Linked DNA regions of Homo sapiens: regions 2 and 3 are each linked to region 1. A link is a contact called in ENCODE Hi-C or POLR2A ChIA-PET data. All regions are on one chromosome and are shown on one strand. Each heading gives the region's core, a stretch centred on a gene start or an enhancer-like site at or near the end of the contact. The rest is flanking DNA. Distances are from core to core; before and after follow the strand shown. Region 1 overlaps KANSL1 (KAT8 regulatory NSL complex subunit 1). Region 2 has its middle 29 kb from the start of LRRC37A. Region 3 has its middle 8.2 kb from the start of LRRC37A.

What was found. A loop is a pair of places that touch in the nucleus more often than their neighbours do. ChIA-PET counts read pairs that join two places held with the same protein, here RNA polymerase II (POLR2A). Pooled maps may share reads with other maps.
Region 2: a loop to region 1 is called in a pooled map, with 2.1 times the contacts of the local background. The contact joins two enhancer-like sites. A Hi-C loop is called at or near these places in 1 of 50 pooled maps. POLR2A ChIA-PET finds 5 or more read pairs at or near these places in 6 of 52 experiments (HEK293, HEK293T, MCF 10A and 3 more).
Region 3: a pooled map shows a loop between it and region 1 (2.2-fold over the local background). The contact joins two enhancer-like sites. A Hi-C loop is called at or near these places in 1 of 50 pooled maps. POLR2A ChIA-PET finds 5 or more read pairs at or near these places in 3 of 52 experiments (MCF 10A, Panc1 and activated T-cell).

What each region holds. Positions count from the first base shown.
Region 1 is chr17:46,178,188-46,180,887 of GRCh38, reverse strand. All of the region lies in intron 1 of KANSL1 (KAT8 regulatory NSL complex subunit 1), which reads left to right. Among named protein-coding and RNA genes, the nearest start is that of KANSL1, 14 kb to the left of the region's middle. Within about 2 kb of position 1,432, at least 3 of the 41 ENCODE cell types and tissues checked have a DNase peak (open chromatin) inside an H3K27ac peak, as active enhancers do.
Region 2 is chr17:46,265,055-46,267,754 of GRCh38, reverse strand. It overlaps a transcript of LRRC37A not described here and the pseudogene LOC100132570. Among named protein-coding and RNA genes, the nearest start is that of LRRC37A, 29 kb to the left of the region's middle. Within about 2 kb of position 1,439, at least 33 of the 41 ENCODE cell types and tissues checked have a DNase peak (open chromatin) inside an H3K27ac peak, as active enhancers do.
Region 3 is chr17:46,285,606-46,288,305 of GRCh38, reverse strand. It overlaps a transcript of LRRC37A not described here and a transcript of ARL17B not described here. Among named protein-coding and RNA genes, the nearest start is that of LRRC37A, 8.2 kb to the left of the region's middle. RefSeq lists an enhancer at 1-142. Within about 2 kb of position 1,450, at least 4 of the 41 ENCODE cell types and tissues checked have a DNase peak (open chromatin) inside an H3K27ac peak, as active enhancers do.

The DNA.
Region 1 (2,700 bases), core at 183-2,682:
CATATACATATATATGTGTGTGTATATATATATGTATATACTTTTTATTTTTCAGAGACTCGATCTCGCTATGTTGACCAGGCTGGTCTCAAACTCCTGGCCTCAAGCAATCCTTTTGCCTTGGCCTCCCAGAGTGCTGGGATTACATGTCTGAGCCGCTGCACCTGGCCTCTGCTGTCTTTGTTTGTTTGTTTTTGTTTTTGAGACAGAGCCTCTCTTTGTCGCCCTGGCTGAAATGCAGTGGCTCAATCTTAGCTCATTGCAGCCTCTGCCTCCTGGGTTCAAGTGATTCTCATGCCTCAGCCTCCCTAGTAGCTGGGACTACAGGCACCTGCCATCATGCCCGGCTAAATTTTTTATTTTTATTTTTATTATTTATTTCTTTTTTTGAGATGGAGTCTCACTTTTGTCACCCAGGCTGGAGTGCAATGGTGCGATCTCGGCTCACTGCAACCTCTGCCGCTCAGGTTTCAGCGATTCTCCTACCACAGCTTCCCGAGCAGCTGGGATTACAGGTGCCCGCCACCACACCCAGCTGATTTTTTTGTATTTTTATTAGAGGCGGGTTTTCACCACGTTGGCCAGGCTGGTTTCAAACTCCTGACCTCAGGTGATCCACCCGCCTCAGCCTCCCAAAGTGCGGGGATTGCAGGCGTGAGCCACTGTGCCTGGCCCCTCTACTGTCTTTAAGTCTGAATTAAGGCTATTAAAGGCTGTCCGTTAAGGATCTGGCTTCAAACTGCCTTTCCACCTTCATTCTACTATTTCCTCTATTAAAATATGCTTTGTGTTTTAAGCAAATTGTTAATTTTTTTTTTTTTTTAAGATGGAGTCTCGCTCTTGTTACCCAAGCTGGAGTGCAGTGGCCCGATCTCAGCTCACTGCAACCTCTGCCTCCTGGGTTCAAGCAATTATCCTGTCTCAGTCTTCCAAGTAGCTGGGAGTACAGGTGCGCGCCTCCACACCCGGCTAATTTTTGGTAATTTTAGTAGAGATGGGGTTTCGCCATGTTGGCCAGGCTGGTCTCCTGATCTCAGGTGATCTACCCGCCTCAGCCTCCCAAAGTCCTGGGATTATAGGCATGAGTCACTGCGCCCGGCCCAAATTGTTCATTTCTTTTAACCTTCAGAATGTCGCCTTTTCCCACACAGCGTTGCCTTTTCTTATGCCATTTCCTCTCACTAGAATGCCACATTACCATTCTCTTGTCCTAGCCTTTTGCATAATGACATTTTAGCTAATTTTCAAGTCTCAGCTAAAATTGCGGCAACTTCATGGACACTTCCCTAATCATCCTTCCTGCTGTTTCTTTCCGTCCTTTGTGTAGAGAAATGAGGTAATGGTGAAGGAAGAGGTTAGTAGAAGCCACATTATGGGCAAACTTTTCTTCCCCATCTGATTTTTGCTTTTGCTTTCAGTGCAAGTGTGGTTGTAATACTTGTTGGCCACCTGGATGACCTATTCCTTCCCCTTTGTTCTCTGCAGCTAAATATTTTTGCAAGGTGGATGCTTCCAGGTTATTCTTGTGTATCTGGAGTCTTGTCTTGGAAATTGACTGGGAATAAATGAGGTTTTCATTTGTGGGTGTGGAGTTAGTTCTGACTTACAGTATTTGAAGCAGCTGGATACGTTTTGCTTTTGAAAGAGTATATATATGTGTGTGTATAATCTTTAGGATATGGTTCTCTGTTGGGAGGTGTGATGTTGAACCCCCCAGCTCCCATATTTGACATGTCTGGAGACATTTTTGATTGTCATAATTTTCAGAAGGGCACTACTAGCATCTAGTGGGTGGAAAACAGAGATGTTGCTAAACATGCTACTGCCAGGATAGCCCCCTGTGATAGATTACTCATCGTGAGATGTCAGTTAGTGGTTAGGTTGAGAAACTCTATCCTAGAAGTATATTTTTGCTTCCCAAGTGCCACTTGTGTTAGGTAGAAGTTTGTCCTTGGACCGATGGTGCAATTTAGAATAATAGAATTAACATAGGAAGGGACCCTAGAGGTCACATATTTGAACTTTATCCCAACTTGTATTTCTCACAATGATGTTTCTGCTTGATATTAATAGATGTAATGGAAAAAGGTGCTTGTTAAAAAAGTTTGGTAAAGGTAAACATTTGCATATTCAGTATGATGCAATACGTTGTGAGTCTCCATCTGGGAAGTTTTTCCGAAATGTATTTGCTTGCTGAGTGCATTTAACATCTTCCAGACCCTAAAATACTTCTTTGAAACTGAGAGAGAAACTATTGATTATCTAGCCCAACCTTTTATAGCTAAATGACCTTGAATAGGTAGCCTTTTCTTTTATCTGTACAAGCTTACTGCAGAATCTCAATTTGTGTGAGTGACAGCAGGTGTAGCAGCTCCATCTGTATTTGTCAGATTATAGTTTACTAACTGAATGAACTAAAAATTGGGATATTTGGGGCTTGAATTTTTATTCTGAATGTACAGTCTGACTTTATCCCCACCGGTAAATTAGAAATTATAATCTCAGCCCTAATTCTACTGCCCAGGTTGTTATGAGGATTAATCAGTTAATTATAGCTTTTAAGGCTTTGTATTCTTTGGAGAAAGATGATTTATCAGATAGGCTGTTGTGCTGTTTGTGTAGAACTGCTTCCTTTTTTTGTTTTTCGTTTTTTTTTCCTTTAGCCCTGAGCTTCTCTAAGAACTGCTTAAATTTGACAGT
Region 2 (2,700 bases), core at 190-2,689, 87 kb before region 1:
TTGACAGCCCGCTTTGTGCCAACAGCTGCCGTTCTCACCCGTGGGGGTGGGGCTGACGGTGCTTAAATCACAGTGGCGGAAATAATACCTGTCGTCTAAATCCTAATCATGTTACAATACTGTCCCCCATCCGTCCCAAAAAAAGACTGGACGACCCACAGCCCGGGCTGTGGCACCCACGTTACAAACGGTGGTATAAAGTACATATGCAGCGTCATTCAGCTCAGTTTCAATACCAGGTTTAAACTCTGGACACGGTTTATTGCAGCTGGAGGAGTCCAGGACTAACATGTGGACTCGGAAGAAGAAGACGTCGGGGGTGAGTGAGGTACAGGCGGTTCATCTTGTACAGCCCGTCCCGATCCACCAGCAGGGTCACCAGCCAGATGCCCGCGCCCAGCACGTCCACGTCATGCACTATCCCGTTCATCGCTGCTTCCAAAAAACAGTTTGGGAACCCCAGTTCCTCTCCCAGTCCCTGGGCGTTGGTTTTTAGCAACAGCGAAACGGCCCGCATGGGTCGGGCGCCCTGGGATCTCGCGTGCAGGATTCTCCGGGACTCGGAAAGGCTCGCGGGGCGGCGGCGCGGCGGCCGGGCTCACCGATTTCGCGCTTGCAGAACGCCTCTCGCCCGTCCATGCCCGCCCGGCAAGCGCAAGCGCAGAGCTCGGCGCCGGGCTCCGCGTCCCTGCGCGGCTGACTGAGGCCGAATCTGAAGCTGAGGCGCGGCGGCGGCGCGGGCGGCGAGCCGGGGGCCGGCACAACGGCGCGCGGCCGGTTGGGGTGGGCAGGGCCGGCGGGGCCCTCGGCGGCGCGCGCGCGCGGCCGGGCGGCGGGGAAGCGTAGGGCCCGTGAGCGCGCGCGTCTCGGGGCTTCCTCCGTCGCGGGCCCGCGGCGCGGCGACGCGCGGTTCTCGGCTTGCGCCAGGCGCGGGCCTGTGGGAGCGTGTGCGGCCTCACGGAAGGTGGCCCGGTTGTCGGCCGGCGGCTGAGGCCTGGGCGCCCCCTCCCCAGATCCCCGCTCCGCTCCCAGGGCTCCGCACTACACCGATCTTACTTTTTCTCTCCACCGGAGCTTCGGGGGATGATCCGACGATTAAACAGAGGAGCCAGAAAGCTCTAGCTGTCATTTTTGCAGACAGGGTTCCCAGGCTCTAAAAGTGAGCCTGGGCTTTTGCTTGCTTTCTCTCCTCTAACCCCTTCTCCACACCCGCGTCCCCGTTCATGCTAATGAGGGGCAGCCTTTGGGGAAACGGGAATCACTCGCTGAGCAGACCATTGGAACAAAACCGAGCCGCAGGGATTTCTCCCTCTTCCTTCCTAAGGGGGACGAGCACATGGCCTCGCAAAGTTGTCCCCGAGAATGTCTGTCCTGTGATCTGCGGGCGAGGATAGCATCACAGCCTAAACTTTAAACTCGTGTGCGTTTGCGCGCTGCGGTGGGGGCAGCAGAGGGTGGGGTGACAAGTGCGGAGAATAAGGGTGTTTCGGGACTGAGGGACTGAGTGGGGGAGAAAGAGTGATGGCCGCTTTTTTCTAGATTAGGTCAACAACAAATAGGAAAATAGTGCTTAAGACAGCGTGGGTTTGTGGAAGGGAGGAGATTCCAGATGACAGAGAATGTATCCTGGAATGTGTATGTTAGGCAATTTCTAGAGACACCAAGTCACTGCTTCCTAAGTTTAGTAAAACTGTTTCATTATATATGACAGCTCACTGTAACCTCTGCCTCCCGGGTTCAAGCGATTCTCGTGCCTCAGCCTCCCAAGTAGCTGGGATTACAGGCATACGCCACCATGCCAGGCTAATTTTTGTATATTTAGCAGAGACGGGGTTTCACCGTGTTGGCCAGGCTGGTCTCAAACGCCCGACCTCAAGCCATCCACCCGCCTTGGCCTTCCAAAGTGCTGGAATTACAGGCATCAGCCACGACGGCCGGCACAGAGGTCTAATTATTAATCAGAAGGTTGCCTGTTGAGGCCGGGCATGGTGGCTCGTGCTTGTAATCCCAGGACTTTGGGAGCCTGAGACAGGAGGATCTCTTGAGCTCAGGAGTTCAAGACCAGCCTGAGCAACATGGAGAGACCCTGTCTCTACAAAAAATACAAAAATTAGCCGGGCATGGTAGCTCACGCCTTGGTCCCAGCCACATGGGAAGCTGAGGTGGGAGGATCGCTTGAGCCTAGGAGGTGGAGGTTGCAGTGAGCCGAGATCGTGCCACTGCACTCCAGCCTGGGTGACGGAGACCCTGTCTCAAAACCGAAAAAAAAAGAAAGAAGAAGAAGAAGGAAGAGGAGGAGGAAGAGGAGGAGGAGAGGAAGAGGAAGAAGAGTAGGAAGAGGAGGAGGAGGAAGGAGGAGGAGAAGGAAGAGAAAAGAAGAAGGAGAAGAAGGAGAAGGAGGAGAAGAAGAAGAAGAAGAGGAGAAAAAAAGAAGAAGAGGAAGAAGAAGAAGAAGAAGAAGAAGAAGAAGAAGAAGAAGAAGAAGAAGAAGAAGAAGAAGAAGAAGAAAGGAAATTTGTCCGTTGAGCATTAAATCAAAGAAGAGAAATTTGCCAAATTGCAGCTGAAGGAGGTGGGTTAATCTACCCTCATTCAGGTGTTGGAGGAATGAATTATCTTCTCCCTCCAAAAGAGCAAACCTCTACAGCCACTGCAAAGCTTGGGTACACCAGAGTCAGGTTCTCCAGACTAGACAGGCCC
Region 3 (2,700 bases), core at 201-2,700, 110 kb before region 1:
GCCGGGCCTGGTGGTGCACATCTGTAGTCCCAGCTACTCGGGAGGCTGAGGTGGGAGGATCATGTGAGCCTGGGAGGTCCAGGCTGCAGGGGGCCGTGATCCTGCCCCTGCCCTGCAGCCTGGGTTATACAGCGAGACAAAAGAAAAAAGTTAGTGGTAACAGGATAAACTACATAGCCATGTATTATTCCTTCACATTCATGAAGCAGGTCAATTTGAAGCTTGAGGACGACTTCCATTCCTCTAGGTGAATCTACCAAGAAATGCCTTGGTAGAGCTAGGAGTGCCAATGGTATCGGCAAAGCCAGCCTGCTTCCCTGTGATTCATGGTAATTCTCACTATGACTTTGACATGATGTTCCTACACTGTGCCTATCAACACTTGTAGACACACTGTATAAGCGTTTGTTACATTTACTTTTTCTTTTGTCATTACGTCTTTTATTACAGAGGCCACTGTGCACTCCACAATCACACACTTACACAGCTCCGCCTTGCCAAGCAGTGTAGACCCTGCCAAGCAGTGTAGACAGATTCTGGATAACTATCTTTGCATCCTTCCCCATACCATGTCCCCGATGTTGAACTGAAGCAGCTCCTTCCACGTTCCCTACCCGTTAACTAGCCAGGCCACTGCCCACATTGTCACAAACATTATATTAACTGAAAAAGTGGCCCATGCCATATTCCATTATGAGAAATTATTTTTAATTCGATTAAATTCCAATGTTTATTCAGAAAACCTGGTAGAGATTGAATTGCTCTATGTACCTTTCTTAGTTTTCTTCTTCTTAGCATATTTTGACCGTTTATCTTCTACACCTGGCTGACCTGCATGGTCCTTGTAGTGTAACTTCTACTTGGTGTTTGCGCTTTGCTTTGTTTTCAAATTTAAATTGTGAGATACATTTTTAAACCTATCTAAGAAATAGCCCTGATATTGAAATGGCTTCTGTGGAATAGGTTTGACAGGTGTAAGTCTTTGATTCTTTGGCTTTGGTTTTTGTGCCTGTTACAGTTTTGCACACATTCATTCAGAGGAAGACATTACCATCAGTGTGTGGTTTATTTTTTCAAATTCCAGTATGTTTTTAAAGACCCATATTTCACTAAGCAGTGTACTTGTTGAAACCCATGTGAGTGACTTTGTTTGCACATGTGATAGAGCATCAGATACTGGAGTTTGCCAGGGGTAGAATGGTTGGATTCAGGAATGTTTAGCTGACTCATAGCAGGAAGTTATCCTGTAAAAAAATGAAGCAAGGCAGGGAAGACAGATTTAAGTACCATGCAGCTCAAAACGACAATTACATTGTCATTTTCGTTGTGAATACTTCTAGGTTCTATATTGGCTGTGATCTTTGTACTAACTGCTATTATGGAGAATGTGTTGGCATCGCAGAAAAGGAGGCTAAGAAAATGGATGTGTACATCTGTAATGATTGTAAATGGGCACAAGAGGGCAGCAGTGAGGAATTGTACTGTATCTGCAGAACACCTGCAGTCACAGTGAGTTCTAATAAGAGCATCACATTTAATAATTTAGGAAGCCAAATTGCTCTGACTGGTTACTTATTTACTTTAAAATAAAAAGCAGATTTTTTCTACATTTGTTATACACTTACATTACAAATTCCTTTTCATTTTTTTTTCTCTTTTTCCCTTTTTACCTACCCTTCAAAATTTATCTTGCTTCATAGTGAATGTTTGAGACACATTGGGGAAAATGTGGTTTAATGGTAGATTTGATTCTTCAATATGTAACATAGAAATTAATGAGATTAAACTAGCTTGACTTGTTTGGACTTTATCAGTGTTTGAAATGGTGCTTTATTATAGGTTAGAAAAACACTAATTTGGGTATAAGCTTTGAGACTCTGTTATTACCTTATAGGATTTTGAACTCCCACATGGTACAGTACTAGTTGAAAGATTTGTGACTTGTTTTCAGCTTTAAAATCAATTGAATGTTTCATATTTATCTTTAAATTGGTTCTCCAAAATTACAGTGTTCTTATAAATTTTTTTACTGCTTGTTCTTAACATCAAAAATACTAAATTAATGTACTGGAATGTCGATCTTGAAAGTATTAAAACCACAATACTAAAACTATTTTATATCCCAGGGTTTAGCAAATTTTCAGGTGCATGCTTTATTATAAGTAACATCATCCCATCTGTTTTGAACTCACATTTCCATTTCGGATCTTGCAGATTTTTTATTGGCCATGATCGGTGTCAGAATTGGTACCATGGGTGCTGCATTGGCATCTTGCAGAGTGAGGCAGAGCTCATTGATGAGTATGTCTGTCCACAGTGCCAGTCAACAGAGGATGTCATGACAGTGCTCACACCACTAACAGAGAAGGATGATGAGGAGTTGAAGAGGGTGCTCCGTTCCTTACAGATGAGAGCCCCTCTGTGTGCAGCATTTGAAAATGAAATCAGCTGGCATAATTTTGGAAGCATTTCTAGGATTTCAAGTTTCCAATGTTAGGATTTCAAGTTTCCAATCTTAGAGTGATTATTTACTGACTCTCAGCTAGTCTAGTGAAGGGCTTGACAAACTTCAGTCCTTCACATACCAGTGTCATGAGCTTTACCATATCCCCACACCACCTCAGCTTATCTAACACTCAGATAATCTAACGTGACTCACTTCTTTATACATTTTATTTTTAAAGAAACTTCCTCTCACTC